3 separate regions of the Homo sapiens genome follow, and regions 1 and 2 are each linked to region 3. A link is a loop called in an ENCODE intact Hi-C map of the cell type or tissue named here. Cell type or tissue: A673. All regions are shown on one strand. Links, peaks and the distances in the headings refer to the core of each region. The heading gives the core; the rest is flanking DNA. Region 1 has its middle 17 kb from the start of DACT2. Region 2 has its middle 280 kb from the start of LINC01615. Region 3 has its middle 78 kb from the start of FRMD1.

Evidence for each region. Peaks named below come from ENCODE experiments on the same cell type or tissue, not always from the same donor. Only the 100,000 strongest peaks of a DNase experiment are listed, where the experiment ranks them.
Region 1: it touches region 3 in a loop (2.1-fold over the local background); 3 of 110 quality-filtered maps call a loop at or near these places.
Region 2: a loop joins it to region 3, with 13 times the contacts of the local background. A loop is called at or near these places in 26 of 110 quality-filtered maps.

The regions. Positions count from the first base shown.
Region 1 is chr6:168,300,129-168,306,144 of GRCh38, reverse strand. It overlaps a transcript of DACT2 not described here. Among named protein-coding and RNA genes, the nearest start is that of DACT2, 17 kb to the left of the region's middle. RefSeq lists a silencer at 3,342-3,596 and an enhancer at 4,493-5,481. In A673, for the core only: no CTCF peak of the experiment used is centred there; DNase peaks (open chromatin) are centred at 3,394, 4,004 and 4,464; H3K4me3 peaks cover 987 bases; H3K27ac peaks cover 2,183 bases.
Region 2 is chr6:168,882,478-168,888,493 of GRCh38, reverse strand. No RefSeq gene overlaps it. Among named protein-coding and RNA genes, the nearest start is that of LINC01615, 280 kb to the left of the region's middle. In A673, for the core only: a CTCF peak has its summit at 3,674 (motif pointing right); a DNase peak (open chromatin) is centred at 3,723.
Region 3 is chr6:168,154,167-168,160,182 of GRCh38, reverse strand. No RefSeq gene overlaps it. Among named protein-coding and RNA genes, the nearest start is that of FRMD1, 78 kb to the right of the region's middle. RefSeq lists enhancers at 1,538-2,536, 2,537-3,534, 3,535-4,534. In A673, for the core only: no CTCF peak of the experiment used is centred there; DNase peaks (open chromatin) are centred at 1,362, 1,792 and 2,402; H3K27ac peaks cover 1,814 bases.

The DNA.
Region 1 (6,016 bases), core at 1,997-4,496, 150 kb before region 3:
GGAGTAGATTTGGAAGGAGGCGTGAAATATTCCTGGAACAAGGAGTTGGTTTGAGATGCCTGTAAGGAACTTCACGTCTGGAACAAAGCGTAGGTGAGGGGAGGCTGCTGCTTAGCTCCCTGACAGTGAAGACAGTGGAGGCAGGGTCTGTTCTCTGTGCACACCACGAGAAAATGCAAGCATTTCCCAGGGGTCAGAGCAGACAGATTCAAACACCCATTGAGCTCGTCTGTGTGCAATTTCACCTGCCCTTCCTGAAATCTGCTTCCTAACAGAAGGCCAGAATCTTCCTCAAGCTTTCTAAACACCTGCATTGAAATTTAAAAGGATGATTCAAACCCACTCATGGATGGGGGTGTTATTGTAAAAGTTAATTCACAGGGTATTTTATAAAAATGACAACATTTTTATAATGAAGCGTGGCTTCTCCAGGACCACTTAGCAGGTGAGGCTGTGACGACAGCCCCGTAGCCTGAGTCCTCGTCCTCACTGAGGACTGTGGGCGCAGCCTCAGTCCACGCATGTTTTTGTAGCTACCGGGCTGAAGACGTGGCTAGGAAGTTCCATTGAGTCACACATTCTGCTCACTCATTGGTGCTTTTCGCAGGAGCTTGAGTGCACTCTCCAGAAAGTGCAAACTTCCTGTTCATCCTCCGTGGTGACCTAGCTTGTATCACAACTCTAGGCAGCTCCGACTCCGTGTTGCAGGCCAAGATCACAGGGAATCAGCCCATAAGGAGAGTGAGTGCAGTGGGTCTGGGCTCCTCAGGGTTTTCTGACAGTGCCCGTCTTTTAGAAAGCTAGGCGTGGTTTCCTAGACATTCAGCTTCCAACCTGCAGCCCGGAGGGGTGCATTCCAGCCAAGCGAATTCCTTCCTGCTCCGCACAGTCCTGCAAGCTGACCAGGAGAACCATGCAGACTCCAGACAAAATGCAGCCGTTGCATCGGGGGCAGGAAGGGTCCTCAGTGATCTGACAGTCCAAATCAATCAATCAATCAATCGTTCTCCTTCCCTTGTCTCTCCATCCTCTCTCTCTTCCTCAATAATGTGCTCTCTGGCTTTTGCTTTCTCTCTCTCTCCCTCTCTCATGCTCTCTCTTTCTCCCCCATTTTAACTGTGGAGGCCCAAACATGCATTTCAGTTTGCCTGAGGCCCAAGGCCTTGCCAGTGCTCTTCTACTCTCCAGTAGCTTTGGAGTAAAGAAGTAGAATTCTCACAGATTCCATGGGGGTCCTCGGAGGGTTCCCTAGCCCTCCTGCCCCGTCTACCCGGCACCCTGGCTCCTTGCCTCCGCTCAGTGTTCTGCGGGACCAGGCAGCCCAGGACAGGAGGACAGCTCTGTCTCCAGTTCCCATCCCGCCTGGCCTCCTCATAGCCTGGCTGAGTCGGCTTCCTCCTTCATCAAATGAAGCTGATAGCTCCTCAGGATTTGGAAGGAGGCGTAAGCTGGCAGTTTGAAAATGGGACCCACATCTGTCTGTGCTCCCCACAGTAGGGGCAAGGGGTGAGTCGGCCCAGGTTATGGCCTCCCTATAGTGTGCAGAGTTGGTGAGCCTCCCTGACCCATCTGCAAACATCGCCCAGGCACCACCAGGAAGAGCGGGCAGATGCCACGTGCAGGCCCAGGGCAGATAGCAGCCTGGGGAAATGCTTTAAAACACAGTTAACAATTAGAACGCCAGTCATAAGAAGCCCGTTTTTGAGAGGGCTGACGACAGGGTGCTGATGGGCGTGGCAGAGTCTTAAGCACTGTGAATTCAGAGAACAGGGATATTGCAAGAAGGCCAGGTGGCCCAGGCAGGCGCGCAGAAAGAGGATGGATGGAGATGCCCTGTGGTGAACATTCGTCTCCTGAATGTCTTATGTTCTGTGCATATTTTTCCTCTAAACAGACATAATTGTAACCACTCACACAGAAGCAGAAATGAACCAGGAAGCCCACTAAGGCAGAGCGTGGCCTGTCATTTGAGGGGGTGTGATTGATTAGATGACGGGGGCAGACTTCAAGTGCGTTGGAAGACAGAGGAGCTGTTTCCCTCTCTCTCAAGTGATTAAAAAGTAGACAATGTAGAATTTGACTTCCGGGGTCTTTAGAACTAACTTCTAGCATGCTTACAATAAAAATATTTTAACAAAAATAAAAATAACAGGATAAAGTTGCTCTTTATCCTTTCTATCCTAAAATATCCTATCCTCTTCTATCCTAAAATGAAAGGATAAAGAATTAAAGTTAAGCTAAAGTAAAAAATATGTCAGGAATTCTAAATTATAAGAATTTGTGAAAGATTTAATTATAATATTAGGGAAAATGTCCCAACCTACTTTAGCAAATCATACGTTATCATTGAAGAAAACAGAGCGTATCATTACTGATCAAATTCAGGAATATAAGCGGGCACCCCAGCAAAGTTTTCTCTCTACATCCTCTTGCTCCAGCTTGTAGAATAATTAAAGCCTGTCTTGGTCCATTTTGTGTTGCTGTAACAGAACTGGGTAATTGAAAAAGAAAAAAGGCTTATTTGGCTCATGATATGCATGGCTGGAAAGTTAGACAGGCAGTGGCATCTGATAAGGCCTTTATGCTGCTTCTACCCACGGTAGAAAGCAGAAGGGGACCGGGCGTGTGTAAAGAGACACATGGTGAGAGAAGAAGCAAGAGACAGAAGCCGAGGAAGCCATTCTTTTAATCACCTGCTCTCTCGGGAACTAGGCCATTCCGCCAGAGCGAGAACTCACTTAGCTCTGAGGGACTGTGTTGGTCTATTCATGAGGGTTCTGCCCCCATGACCCAGAAACCTCCAGGACCCACCTCCCAACACCACCACATTGGGGATCAAATTTCAAATTTTGGCAGAGGTTTTGGTGGAGACAAACCACACGCAAACCATAGCAGAGCCCTCTTATGACAGAATCCGAGGTTCTGTACAGTTACTGGATCCTAAACGTTAAATACATAAAGCCTGATGGAAAACGGGAGCGCATCTGGAATGGATTTAATGCCGTCCCACCTTACGGGTCAAGTATGTATTTAATCTCTGCGAATAAATGAAAGATCAGTGAAAAAAGGGCAAAATTATTATATAATACAGATTTCATGTGGCTTTAATGTGATGGTGCCTAGTTTTTAAATGGTTGATAAAAAGTATATTTATTTTTAAAGATTAAAGTCCACAAGAATTTGTTGACTGTCTTTTTCAATCACTTGCATAGTTGGCCCTGCTAGGCTTTGAAATGATGCTGTAAACTGGGCATGTTCACACACCGCGGCCCTCAATCACGTCACATGGGCCCCGCCACTATCCAGCAGACACAGCCCTTTTCAAAGGGGGCTTGTCTGGTGAAAGCCATACACAGGGTGTGTTCTTTCATTCACTCAGTTACCAAATGTGCTGAGCTCACTGGGTGGCTGCCTGTGCAGTCAAGGTTGGGCGGTGCAGACAGGAAGGGGCTCCTCCCCTCCTCTCCTGAGCACTGGGGCTCCTTAAGGCAGACTCATCCCTCCCTCCTGCTGCAAACCCTTCCCTCACATAGCCTTGGGCTCCTGAATCCCACTAAATAAAATCAAGCTATTGCATAGTTGAAATGTTTGCTGGTTCAACTATCCAAATTATTTTTACCTCAATTGAGTTAAATGCTGCTGCAACTTTTATGGCCTGGAGTAGAAAATGCAATCACATCAAAAGGTGCCCTGGAAATGATAAAGAATTATGAAAACAGCCCTCTCTGAAAACAGGTTATGTATATAGCAAGAGCAGTGGTGGGTAAATGGTCCCAAAAATATGGCTAAGAGAAGAGGACCATGGTTCAACATTCCTTACACATTTGGGGACAGCATTGCATTTGGGGGCCCAGCTGGAGCAGAGTTTTAGCTCTCTGCTCGTGGAAGTAGAGCATGGCTGTAATACCACAGCTGCTGACTCAGCCCCTGCTGCCAACCGCTGGGAGACCAGACCCAGGAAAGGATAGACAAGCTGGCTAATCAATAACCCAAGGACAGCAGAGTCCTACCTGACACTGGGCCTTCCTGAGGAGACGGAAAGCAGTGAACCTCTGTAAAAGCTTAGAGGTAAGCGGCGGTGAAGCTGGGCAGTGAGGAGCTGGATGGGGGTCGGGGAAGAGGCAGGCGGAGGGAGTGGGGAGAGGAAGACAGGCGAGTGGAAGGAAGAAGAGAGAGAGATAGTGCAGGAGCAATCCAGGGAGAAGAGCGGGCCCGGAGCCGGGAATGAAGCTGGACAGTCACCAGGTGTGGACTTGTGGGTCATCCCATAGCTCCCAGTTCCACCTGGGACAAGGGGAACAGCCACTGCCGGCTTTGAAGTGTGGAATAAACAAAGGCCGCCGGGTGTGGACAAACAAAGGTTGTTTATTCAGGGCTTGCCGCAGTGAGTGGGCTGGGCAGGCAGAGATGCTCACAACAGGGAAGCTTCCCGTGAACACACAGAGCCCCAGCTGTGCCCTGTTGGAGGCCAGGCTCTGGGGACACCACAGCTCTAATGAGAGGCGGGCATCCTGGGGGCGTATCTCGCCTTCTCTGGTTGGTCCCGAGTGGAAGCAGGGACAAAAATTAGGAAGCTGTCAGGACTGATCAAGTCTTGGCCCTCCGGAGCTGATTGTCACAGAAGTTACTGTTGAGCTTCCTGGGCTCTCACTAAAGATGGCAATGTGGCTCCCTGAGAGCCTGACCGGGCCACTGGCCTCCTGGGCTGTGTATTGCAGAAAAGGAGTCGGCTTTCTGGGCAGGTGTGGGTCAGAGTTCTGCTTTTAGATACGATCCAGCCTTGGACCCTTGTGTGTTCGGTTCCTCAGAAGCAGAGGTGTAGGGGGAGAATGTAATTACATTTGTGTTTTAGAAAGACCCGTTCTCTGGGAGGCTGAAGTTCCAGAGAAGGGGCCTGGCCCAGGGTCTGGGCATGGGGACTCCATGCCTGTGAGAGAGGCCCACACAGGCGGCTGCCACAGGAGGATGCAGAACTCCAGGCTGCTCGGCCTCCGGAGGCCCCGGTCGCTGGCCGCTGTCACAGGCGACAGCAACAACGGGCTCCAAGAAAACCGGAGACTCTTCCATGGCGCTTCTTCTTCATCCCCAGCAAGAAATGAGAGTTTTTGTTTTGTTTTGTTTTTGTTTTTTGTTTTTTTGTTTGTTTGTTTGTTTGTTTTTTGAGACAGAGTCAATCTGTCGCCCAGGCTGGAGTGCAGTGGCACGAACTCAGCTCACTGCAACCTCCGCCTCCCAGGTTCAAGCGATTCTCCAGCCTCAGCCTCCCAAGTAGCTGGGACTACAGGCACCTGCCACCACGCCTGGCTAATTTTTTATATCTTTAGCATAGACGGGGTTTCACCATGTTGGCCAGGATGGTCCCAATCTCCTGACCTCGTAATCCACCCACCTTGGCCTCCCAAAGTGCTGAGATTACAGGTGTGAGCCACCACACCCGGCTGAGAGTTCTTACTGAAATCAGAATATTCTTATAGAAATAATGCTCTAGTCAATCTTTTAATTTCTATTTTTGAATTTTTAATTCCACTTTATTTCTGTTTTTCTTTTGGCTACAGTCTCCTAAGCAAGGGCAGGGCACACACCGGGACAGAACAGCAAATCGATGACTTTAGTCGCTAAACTAAAGCTTCATTCTCCTTAAGAATGACTCTCCTCCATCGCCACCCCTCACCCCACTTGAGGACTTATCTGGAATTTCAAATGTTTGTTCCTGCAAATGCATCTTCCATCCTGGGTGACAGGAAGTGTCTGGTTCCATGACGATGAAGCAGCCACAAGGCCTCTCTGTGTCAGTGCTGGAGAGAGAGAGCTTCCTTCCTCCTGTCCTGGACCCCTCCTGGAGGGACGCTCCCAAGGCTGAGATGACACAGTCATTTCCCGCATGCTGTCTAGCACTGACCCACCCATCGCCCTTGTCCTGGTGCTGGTCTGCAGCAGCAGTGAGGGGGACCCCTTTGTGTGAGGGCTGCACTGGCCATCGTTCAGGAAAAGGCAATAGAGCCTCTGCAGTCTTTGA
Region 2 (6,016 bases), core at 2,171-4,670, 730 kb before region 3:
AGGCCAAGTTAGGGGGGCAGGTGAGCCAAGCCCCTCGTCTGGGACAGGGGCCCTCAGAGGCCAGCAGAGACCCTGTGTGAGGGGAACCGGGCCCCGCGTCTCATCCTGAGACCCCAGGAGCAGCTGGGATGAAGATCCTAGGACTGCTCATTTGTTTCCATTGCTGCTGTAACAAATCACTGCAAATCACTGCTTAAAACAACACAGATTGGTCCCCTCACAGTTCTGCAGGCCGGAAGTCTAAAATCCAGGCGTCTAAAATCCAGGTGTCGGAGCTTTGAGGGAGAATCCCTCTTACTGCCTTTCCCAGCGCGAGAGGCTCTCTGCATCCTGGGCTCCCGGCCCCTTCCCCATCGTCACACCTCAGCCTCTGGTTTTGGGGTCACAGCTCCTTTTCCTGACTTGGATCCCCAGCCTCCCCGCTATGAGAACCCTGTGTCAGCGTCCCCACCCCCAGATGGGCCAGGGTCACCTCCCCATCTCACCAGCAGATTCCCAGCTTGAAACAGTAATTTAATTGCACTGCAGAGTCCATTTTGCCAGGTAAGGAAAAGCGCAGGTTCCTAGGTGGGTGGAGACGCGCAGATCTTCAAGGGCCGTCGTCCATCCTCCTACGGAGGGGCCCAGAGGCACAGGTGAGGTCAGCCCCGGGCAGTGGTGCAGGCACTACACACACGATTCTTTTGCTGCTACAAGCTCTTCAAGAGTCTACGGAAATGTTTCTGAACACAATTTTATTGGCTCCCAAACAGGAAAAGTTACTGCAAACTTTAATAAAGGTTTACTCATTCACCTACAAAAATTTCACTTGTGTATTCACAAACGATTATAACTTTTTTTTTTTTTTTTTGAGATGGAGTCTTGTTCTGTTGCCCAGGCTGGAGTGCAGTGGCGCGATCTCAGCTCACTGCAACCTCCGCCTCCCGGGTTCAAGCGAAGGAATGAGGCACCTGGCCTCTAGTGAGCACGGCTCTCGGGCGAGGTGGGTGACGCTGGGTTTGCTTTTCTCTCTGTACTTTTTGTTTTTGTTTTCTGAGGTGTGCCATATGATGAAAAGATGTTGGGTCCTTAAATTCAACTTTCAGTGGGAGAAATGCTTTCATCCTGGGCTATGATTCTGCGGGAGAACCAGGTGGTTCTTCTCACGAGATACACTCAATCCTCATTTTCGACTGTGAATGTTTCTGAGGGAAGGGTAACAGTAAGTGGGGAAGGGAATAGGCCCTAAGTCAGGGATAATAACCTTTTCATTCCCTGGGTTCAAGCGATTCTCACTCTCAGGGCGAGCACCGTGCCTGTGCGCTTCCTGAGATAAGTCTCAGCGACGGACCGGCACAACCTCCGTTTGACTCCACAAATGCTGAGTGTGGGCAGGAACCGCTTTTTAAATATTAACTAACTTTAAATTACATCAGTCCCTTTTTCAGAGCAGTGAAACCCGCCAGGGTGCAAACACAAAGGTTCTTTTTAATAAAGAAAAAAAAATCACAAATAGGAATACAGAAAGAACATCTGTTATTTTTAGAATACTTCTTACACTTTTTACTTTCTCATTAACAACTGATAGTATGTCATGCATTTTAAACTTCTTTTTTTTAAGAGGAAAAGGAAAAAAGAAAGAGAAAAAAGAAGAGAAATAAACCACAGAAGCTGACAAAAATCCATCGGCCCACAAATATTAATATTTTATGAACTCCTAATCTGTGTCCAGTGCTGGGCTGGGCTGAATATTCGTTCTGTCACAACCTGCTTTCACATTTTTCCGTTGATGGGCTGCCTGACATAACCTCTCAGTAGATACAGAAATACAGAAATAGCCCTTGCATAATACATTCTGGAGGTGACGTAGGAACTCTCTGCTGTGCCATGTGGGGACGCTAATGAAAAAGCTGAGCTGGCCCGTCGACTCTGTGGGCGCCGATGGTGTGTAAATCTTGTGCGCGCCCGGCCAGGGTGGCCAGCCTGCGGCCTGGGGACGGAGGGGCGCGGCTGCCCCAGACGCTGTCCGTGTGGCCCGGCCGGCACCGGGGCCACCTCCCGGCCACAGCCTCCGACGGCCACCACCTGGGGAGGCCCCGCCAGTGACAGCGCCCAGTTACTGGAAACTGCGTGGCTATGTCTTGGGGTCGGTTCCTGAGCAGCTCATAAATAAGGGCTTCCAGAGGTGCGTTTTCTATTTGCAGTAACCCCCTTCTCCTCCCACCTCCTCAAGTGATAAATCTAGCAGCGAACTCAACGGCGTCGTTGTTCCCGCAATACTAGGGTCAGAAATGAATCAATGCCGCAGTGTCGCTCGGCCGCAGACAGGCCGTAAATATACCATTATTAATCTCTGCTTAATAAATGAAAAGGCGGGGCCGCATGGCTGCTGGCTGCGGTGTCTGTGCGGCCCGGATCAGTGGCCTCTTTGTTTGGGGTGAGGTGGGTGGGGGACTGGTGTTGTCACCTGAAAACGGAGACATGGATCACACCCCTGTCCCCAGAAGGCCCCACCGTTCACCATTGATGACTCACAAACACAACTGTGGGGCTCTGAATCCAGAAAGAATGCACACTCGCTGGGCGTGGGAATGGTGGTGCCTCTGGAATAAACATTTACCCTGGAGGTGTGTGTCTGCTTGCAACACAAACGTCTGTCCATGCTGCAGTCTCTGTGTTCCCATCGCCCCGCATGACGCTGCCTCTTCACAGGGTCAGGAACAGCGCCTGTCTAGAGGGTGCAGGGAGAAGGGAGCAGCAGTTGTTGGCTCCGAGAGCAATTTTTCATGTCCTTCCACACAAGCTCTCCCTCCTCACTTTCAGTCACCTGCAATGGTGGAATTTTTTTACCCTTATTTTAAAAATTAAAATGTACACACATGAAGATTCCAAAATAATTCGTTACTTCCTCAAACTGCAGCAAATGGGGAAAGTCAGAGCAAGACCCAGATCTTTGGAATTCAGATCCACTCTTCACACCGCCAGACGAGGCTGGGATGGCCTGGGATTCAGGAGAGGCGGTGAAGTTGGAGGGGGTCAGCAGCCCTCACGGCTACATCTGCAGGAGGACCACCAGGGGCCAGGCCCAGCGCTGGGTGAGCCTCCCTCCTCCTCTGCAGCAGGACCCCCATGGGGCCAGGCCCCGGGCTGGGTGAGCCTCCCTCCTCCCAGGCTCTGCAGGCCTCCTGGGCCTGGGCTCTCCGTGGCCCCTATCTGAAGCCCCGCTCTTCATACATTTGGCTTCCCAGCTTCTTCCCAGGTAATCCGACCATTGGCTTTACCCAAATCACTCAGGATTCAGGAGGAAAGAGCAGGTGAGGCAAAAAGGAGAAAGGGAAGCACAGAAAACTACGAAGAAATAATTAACAATCCTTCCATGCTAGAAAGAGGAAAATGCATTCATCCTTTCAGAATCCCGCGGGGCGGTTCCCGCCTGATGGAGCCAAGGTCCCCGCGGGTCTGGAACCCCTGGACAGGCCCGGCCTGATGAGCCATGCACGGTCCTGCAGGTCTGGACCCCCTGGACAGACCCGGCCTAATGAGCCATGCACAGTCCTGCAGGTCTGCGGTTCTCAAACCCCTGGACAGGCCCGGCCTGATGAGCCATGCACGGTCCAGCAGGTCTGGAACCCCGGGCAGGCCCCCAGGCAGCCCCGGCCCTTGGCGGCACCCGCGGAGCCGGCGCGCTGCGCAGCCTGAGCACCAGAGGGCGCTGGCGCGCTTTAAACGCGGACGGGAATTGGAAGCCCTGGTTCTGCCGCTCCCCGGTCCTTCCCGCGTCTCACGCGACGCCGGCCATGCAATTATTTGTGCACATAATTACGGCATAAAACGGACGCACGGTGAGCCCTTTAACGCACCCTGTCTAAATATCTGATAGTTTTCAGTTCCATGGACACATTCTGGTGGATTCAGGTTTTGACACTTCAATGATTTCGGAAGCCCTGTAAGAAAAGTAAAACCGAATTACAAACAGGAAGGACAGCAGGAAGCCCTCGCCTGCAGTGAGAAGAGAAACCTCAACAACACTACGCGTTCTGAAAACCTAGCAAATCTTCTCCAACAAGGCCCATCTGAACGTGATACAATGTTTCTACTGAATAACGGCCCCACATACACATTTCCCCCAATTTTTCTGCATATTATTCAACCACCTTTTCATGTGCCAATGGCTATCTCTATTTTAATATTGTTTTCCTTAGAGAGAACAGAAAGAAAACTCAGTTTCCAGAGTCGCAGGAAATAGAGTTGTATTGGGACTGCGCGGTGAGCCTAAACCCGTGGTCCGCCGCAGAACTTGCTTTTCCGACTGCCAGCCCCGCCCGGCACTGCCGACGCTGGGGTTCTGAAAAGTTCTACCTTGCACAAGTAATTGCCATTGTGTTTGTGCCACATGCCTTTTCCTGTGTGTGATGTGTTTATCGCTGCATGTACTGCATTCTCGACAGGAGATGCTTGACAGACGAGGACTTTTGTTTGGATAAGGTGGGGATGAACCTGCATATAATTTAGGGTGTACAGATTGGAAGAATTTCCTGCAGAGCAGCTTCGGGGTCGGCGCCTTTGAGCCTTGTGTCTGCCTGGCTGTCCATCCCCCTGGGCCCTGGAGGACCCTTCTGCGTCGGAACTGACCTCTGGCCCTGCTCCTTCTTGTCACAGGCCGGGTGAGACACACGGTGGTTGGGTGAATGTTCTGGAAGCCACTTCCACACTGGGAAGATCAGCAGTAATTCAACTATCCACAGACGTGATGGTGAACCATGAGTGGATCCCACCATGCCAGAGTGAAATTACTGCAGTTCATCTCTTTTCAAATTGGATCTCAAAGTCCTCATGATCCCTTCGATGCCACCAGACACCAGGGAATGGCGGCAGAGAGGACATGGGAGGGGATGGAGAGCTGTCCAGACTCCGTGAAGACAGACATGTGTCCAGCTTCCCTCCTGAGTCCCTGCAAGAGACGGCAGCTGAGGGAGCTCACATTCAAGCTTCATGGACTGCACTGTAAATCCGTCTCCTAACAAGTTTGAAATGATTTAGAATAAATGAACCTAGAGTCATAGAATCACTGTTATTTGAGATTGAAGGGAACTTTTACATACACTGTCTGGCCTGTGGCTCTATCTGACAAATGAGAAAACAGACCCAGAATCTCAGAGCAGGGGCATGATACAGCACCAGCTCCCAGTTGGCCCTTTTTCACCTTATAGATTAAAGGTTTTCTTCCTTATTGGCAACCTACTTTAGAAGTCATTAAGTATCTCTCTGAGGAACTGCATGTGCTTCCAAAAGTTAAGCAAAGTTTCGAAGTTAGGTGCTGCAGCAAAACCTTTAAAAAAACCCAAAGTCTATATAGGCTGCTCTCTGCCCTACGAGTGCAATAGAAGAGTAACCCTTCTAGTGTAAGTCAAGGCTTGACATGGCCAACTCCGAAACCAAGTATTTAGGGAAGAGCATCCCGTCTAGCGTAAGTCTTGACACGGCCAAACCCGAAATGAAGTATTTAGGGAAGAGTAACCCTTCTAGTGTAAGTCAAGGCTTGACACGGCCAACTCCGAAAACAAGTATTTAGGGTGGGGTCGGGATAGTGAAAAGGGGAAGCGTGGATGTCCACCCAACAGGAGGCCGGATGCTGTGAGGTGGATTTAACCTGGCAGCACAGCCAAGGGCATACTTCAGTTATGGGGCAGAATCCTCTGATTCCTGCGTCTTTTGTTGCCATGTTCTTAAAGCTAGGGAAACAGTTCCACAGGCTTAACATGAAAACAGAGTAAGTATGGGACAAAATAAGGAAAACTTTGATAGATTGTATTTGGAATATGCCACCCCCTTTTCCACTGTGCCATGATAAAATAAAAATGTGGAGTTTATGGTTTATGTTCTGGGAAACATCAATTGTTTTAGGAGCGTGATAAATACTTTTCATTGGAGCCTAGGCTTGTACCTATTAGACTCACAGTACATTTTGCTACATAGAACTCATGGCTCCTACAAAAGATTTTTTCTTGCATGTTTACATGAAATAAAGCATTATTAC
Region 3 (6,016 bases), core at 1,238-3,737:
AAAAGAAGGCCGAGGGGAAAAATGCATTTTCCTATAATAACAACCAAGACTAACATTAATACAGCCCTCTAAGGAAGGCACTATTACCCTCCTCATTTTATAGATAGGGAAACTGAGGCACAGAGGAAGTAAGCCATTTGCATAAAGTCCCAGGTCCGAACGAGATTGGTGTCACACACAGGCTGCCTAGAGCCAGTGCTCCCAACCCCAGGAGTTCACCCCAAATGGCCCAGAAGAAAGTGTTCTTCCCCACACCACTGGCTTTGTCCTGGAGGAGCCCCTGAGCTCACCTCAGTGGAGGTGAGCATTTGGAAACTCACCTGCTAATGGAGCTTCCAAATCAATATTCAACCAATTCAATCAATATTTGTTACAGGAGAAAGCGGAGCGAAGCTTGCAATTGTCTCTCTGTTGTGTACCAGATGCTCTCCTGACACTCCGTGCAGGCCTCACAGCCACTGTGGAGCAGATGCTGTTTGCTCTCTTTGTGTATAAACAGACTGGAGAGTTTAAATGGCCCAAATTTACAGAGGCACTGAGTGGCGGAGCTGGAATTTAAACTTAAATCCATCTTGGCAAAGCCCAGATCTTTACATCACATCAGTGGTCTTCAGCCGGGGTCTTCAAACATAGCACTCAGAGTGATGAGTGAGAAGATAATCACGTGGCCGTGCGTGGTGGCTTACACCTGTAATCTCAGCGCTTTGGGAGGCTGAGGCAGGTGGATCACCTGAGGTCAGGAGTTCAAGACCAGCCTGACCAACATGGTGAAACCCCATCTCTACTGAAAATACAAAATCAGTCAGGCATGGTGGCACATGCCTGTAGTCCCAGCTAATCGGGTGGCTGAGGCAGGAGAATGGTTTGAACCCGGGAGGCGGAGGCTGCAGTGAGCCAAGATTGCACCACTGTACTCCAGCCTGGGTGATACAGTGAGACTCCATCTCAAAAAGAAAGAAGATAATCACGTGTGTGTGCGCGGGTGTGTGTGCATGTGTGCCTGTGTGTGCGTGTGCATATGTGCTTTGTGTGTGTGCGTGTGTGTGCATTGTGTGTGCACACATGTGCGTGTGTGTGTGTGCGTGCATGTGTGTGAGAGTGCGTGTGTGTGTGTGTTCACTTCACTGGTAGTTTTTTTAAATTAGTGATTATAAAGATGAAACTTTTGATGTAAACATTTACAGTTGAAAGACATTTTAATAGACTGGCTTTTTAAAGTCAGTGTTAAATTTTTTTTTAAGTCAGTGTTTGTCAACATTGAACCCATTTTAAGCGGATTCTTACATGACTCAGCTTTGAGACTCCAGGCACCATTGCACCTGCCCCACGTGCTGAGGGCTGGCATTCAAAGACTTCTTCGAGTGTTTGTGCAGCCAGCCCCACCATGCCAGGGAGAAGACAGACACGGTGAGCATTTCCGGAGCTCCACCTCTTCGCCTTGTGGGAACACTTCATTTGGAGAATCAATAAAATCCAGCATTTTGCACCTACTTCCTTTACCAAGCCCATGCTCCGGCAATGATAGGAGAGGGTTAGCTGCTTTTGTAGAAAACTGTTTGCTTAATCAAAAACAAAAAACAACTAGATTACTAAATCACTTCGCGTCTTGCTGGGCGGCAGAATCTGTCACGGCAACGCCAATTGATTTTTTCCAGAGGGCAGATGTGTCCATTTCAGAAGCGCTGGGATTTGGTTTTGTCGCTTTCCTCTGCCCTGTGGGGGCTGTTGCTTTAGCTGCAGAAGCTGGAAGCGGGTCTAACCCATCCCTGTGGTCACGTAGCAGTCTGTGGAGTCTTGGCTCCGTGGGACCCTCTGCTTGGCGACACCTTCCTGCTTGAGGGAAGATGACCAAATTAGGAGCAGCTGCTTCCACTTCCAATATAACAATGTAGGAACATGTTCAGCCCACTGTGTTTCACGGGCTTGCAAATATCTGCCTTTGTTAAAGGAGACAGAGGGGGTCAGCCCCCTAGTGAAGTGATGTTACAGTGATGAGCTTTATGCAGTTTAACCAAATGGAAGGATGACTGGGTGAAGTATGTTGACTTAGAAATCAAACAGTTTCTCCAGGTTTACCAAGGCTCCTGAAAATGTGAGTGTTTAGCAACCATAGACATCTTTTCTCCAAAACGCCTACTTCACTGCCTTTAAAGGAGACCTCTCTTTTGAAGTCTCTGCAGCTTTTATTCTAGGTCGTCATGTAACACTGTTGGCGAGCCCTCAGGCAGGTGGGTAGGTCCTGCCTTGAATACCAGAGCTGAGCTCTGGGAGCCGGGGCAGGGGGGACCCTGGGCCCTTCTCTGGGGGAGTGGAGAGCGGCAGCCCGTGCTGTGCTGGCTATGCACTAGTCAGCACAAACCCATAAATGAGAGATTAGCCATCTGACAGCAAAGCTGAAGAATAAATCTCTGGTGTTTACAAGGACGTTTTAGAACAGTGAGTAATGCAGAAGTGTCTGCTCCTCTGAGTCAGGAAGACTGACCCGCAGGGAGCCACAGCTTACAGACACGAAAGCAAAGGACCGTTGGCAAGCACGGATCAATACTACTGCTGGGTGGGCGGCTCGTCCCCAGGTTATTTTTTTTTTTTGGCAATGCCTGGCAAGAGCTTAAAGCAGTCAGAAGAGAAGATGGCCTCATCTCTGTAAGTGCCAGAAAAAGTGCGTCAAATGAGTCAAGTTTAAAATCACACCTAAGGTATGTTTCAGGAAGTGACTGTTGTGCTTTGTAGGATGTTAGCCTCCTCTCGGTCTTCTAAACCCTTCCTCACCAGGCCACACTCCAGCTGTATGAGCTGCAGTCAGACCTCATTTTAGCCTGGGAATGAGAGGGCTGCCAGACGCTCTGATAACCTCCACCTGCCAGGGGCCACCGAAACGTGGAAATGTGGCTACTAATTCAGGATGTTTTCAGTAATTTGAGTCTGGCTTATCCTACTGTACAACATTTCCCCCTGGAACTGCCATTTTACACTGAAAAGGCTGAGGCTTAACATGGAAATGACTATGGAATTCATACCTGAAGAGAGTAGTGTATCTGAAAGTAAAGCCCAGGACTCCTGAGGGACAACATTTTCCTGGAACTCATCTCATCTGGGCGGATTCCTGGGCACTGATGCTGTTGGAGGGTGGATAAATCTCCATGACGGTGCTTCGGGATTGACAGTGATGTATGTGTTGTTAGGCCCGAGGGCTCTCTGTGCACATGGCTTAGAACATCTGGACGGTACATGCATCAAGCATCTGGGCTTCTGAGCAAGGCATACCTCCTGGTCACAAGGTGGCTGCAGCCTGCTGACCACCATGTCGGCAGCCACCCTTCCCCATCACCTTTGCCACTGCCCCGCCCTGTGCCCGTGGCCTTGCTTTTCCTCTGCCCGGGATGTCCTTTAATGCAATTGCAGGTGCTGAATGTAGACGGGAATTGCTTCCCGAAATCTCGTGACTTCACTTTGCCAAAAGGAGACAGAGGTGGAGATTATAATATCACTTCTCTAGGGAGGCTGAACCCTCTGCCTCCTCCTATAAGAAAGGCAGACATTTGCAAGCTCATGAAAGCTATTTAATTCATTTTGAGAAGTTGAATTGCTTCCTGAAGTCTCATGACTTTACTTTGCCAAAAGGCAACAGAGGTCGGCAAAAGATGAATCGTTTCTCTGTATTCAGCTGGGACAGGATGGAGGAGGAGTCCTGATTTGAAGCATTTGTCAACTTTCAGGGTGCAAATTTTTCTCTCATGACCACTTCAAGCTACCTTAACATCAGCCTCTCAAACTTCCTGAATGTTTAGCTGATAGGAGCCTGCTCCAGTGCACCTGACTTTGCACTGACCCAGGAACACAGTACTCAAAAGGCAGGATCCTCCACCTGCCAGCTGCCATGGACGGCTCCTACGAGGCAAGAACTGCAACACAGCGTGTGCACCAGGGGGATGCGAGATGCAGCAACACAGGGTGTGCACCGGGGGGATGCGAGATGCAGCAACGCAGCGTGTGCACCGGGGGATGGGAGATGCAGCAACACAGCGTGTGCACCGGGGGATGTGAGATGCAGCAACACAGCGTGTGCACCGGGGGTTGGGAGATGCAGCAACACAGCGTGTGCACCGGGGGGATGGGAGATGCAGCCTGGGTGGAGCCCGGGAACCCAGGACAGAGTCCAGAGATCGGTCTCGCCACATGAGCATTTGATAAACAAAGTCACACTCGGCTTACCGTGCGCATGGGCTGTTTGACCAACACAATCAGTGTCCTGTTTTCCTGTGAATTATCATTGAATTCTGATGACATAATTATTTTACAATCTTTTTTGTTCTAAAAATGATATTCGTCTTCAAAGAAAGCAAAATGAGATCACAAAAACATAGAAAACGCCTTCTTTATGTTGAATATCACCAAATAAAAGGCGTGCTTGGCCCTTATTTTAAACCACAAGGAGTACATGTCCAAATACTGATGGATGTTTTCACTCTGCTATATGAATTCTTCAGGAGCCGACAATGAAATTAGATCACTCCACTTCATTTGAAACATCTTTCACAGACAGCAAAGCAAACACACTGATTGTTTTTTTTTCTTAATGGAATGTATAATGTGTTTTGTTAAAATCAATTGAAAACATCTATGTTCACAACATATAACAAGACAACATGTGTTCAAAACACATGGCAAGATGTCCTTCTTCCTGCAGTGGAGCTTCTAACCAGGCTTCTTACCAGACACCTGAGTGGGAAAAGACTTTGAGGATGAGAATGAGTCACTGTGACTCTCTGGTGAACTGTGCGAGGCTGGAAGAATGTTTGGGAGTCCTGGGATCCATCTCTTGCCCAAACGCTGAGTCATTGTGAGGCTCTGGAAAAGGGGGCACACATGCCCCCCTGTCTAGTTTCTCCATCTTCTGATGGGCCATGGTCATCTCTGTTCATGCAGGTTAAGGAGCGGAAGGTGGTGCGCTACAGAAAATCCCCAAAGCTCACTGAAACTGGAGGCCCCGCCACCCATGACTGTTGTCAGGGGCCTGGACAAGGGAAGCTACTAAGGTGAGGACACAGCCCACTCTGAGCCTGATTCCCAAAAGGGCTTGGCTTCTGTAGGACTTAATCATTGGAGGGAGTAACACAGTGGCAGCGATACCCCAGACCTGTGAGAAAGAAAAGAAAATGCCTCTGTCTGTGGCTTCCCCAACTTCCCACAGAGGTTGCAGTCATGCAGATGAACAGCTCAGCATGTCAGTACCCGCTTTGAAGAAATGGGAAGAGTTCTTGCATCTGAAAATCACCCAGTCCCCCAGTTACCATTGCACTGGCCCACCATGCAAACCCTGCAGTTACCATCAAACTGGCCTGCTATGAAAAATCCCCAGTTACCATCGCACTGGCCCGACATGCAAATCCCCCAGAAACCATCCAGCTGGCCTGCCATGCAAATCCCCCAGTGACCATGCACTGGCCGGCCATGCTGTCCCATCCTTCTGCCTTGTGCATGCCCACACTCGCCTGCTGTGACTTTTTCAGCCACAGGTGCTGCCCTGTGCACACACACTCACACGCTATAACTTTCTCATTCATGGATGCTGCCTACACACTCTGCACTGTGTTGAATGAAGTTTAGCCTAAAGCTGCCTTCTTACACATTTTACATTTGGCCTGAAGGTTTCTGTGTACACAGCGAACTGTCACCTAACTGGACATGGAAACAGACCTAACCCACTCTTGTACCAATCACAGAGTTTCAGCCAATCACAGGCAGCAAACTGTTCGAACTGTGTTCAAAAGGGCAAACACTGAGCTGTAACTGACCAGCTGTTTCTGTCCTTCCTCTCTGTTTTCTGTGCCTCACTTTGCTTTTTTGTCCATAAATTTCTTTCCACCCCAAGGCAGTGCCAGAGTCTCTCTGAGCCTATTCTTGATCAGGGGCTGCCTGATTGGTGAAGCATTTTTGCTCAATTACTCTCTTAAATTTAATTTGTCTATGATTTTTCTTTTCTTTTTTTTGAGACTGAGTCTCACTCCATTGCCCA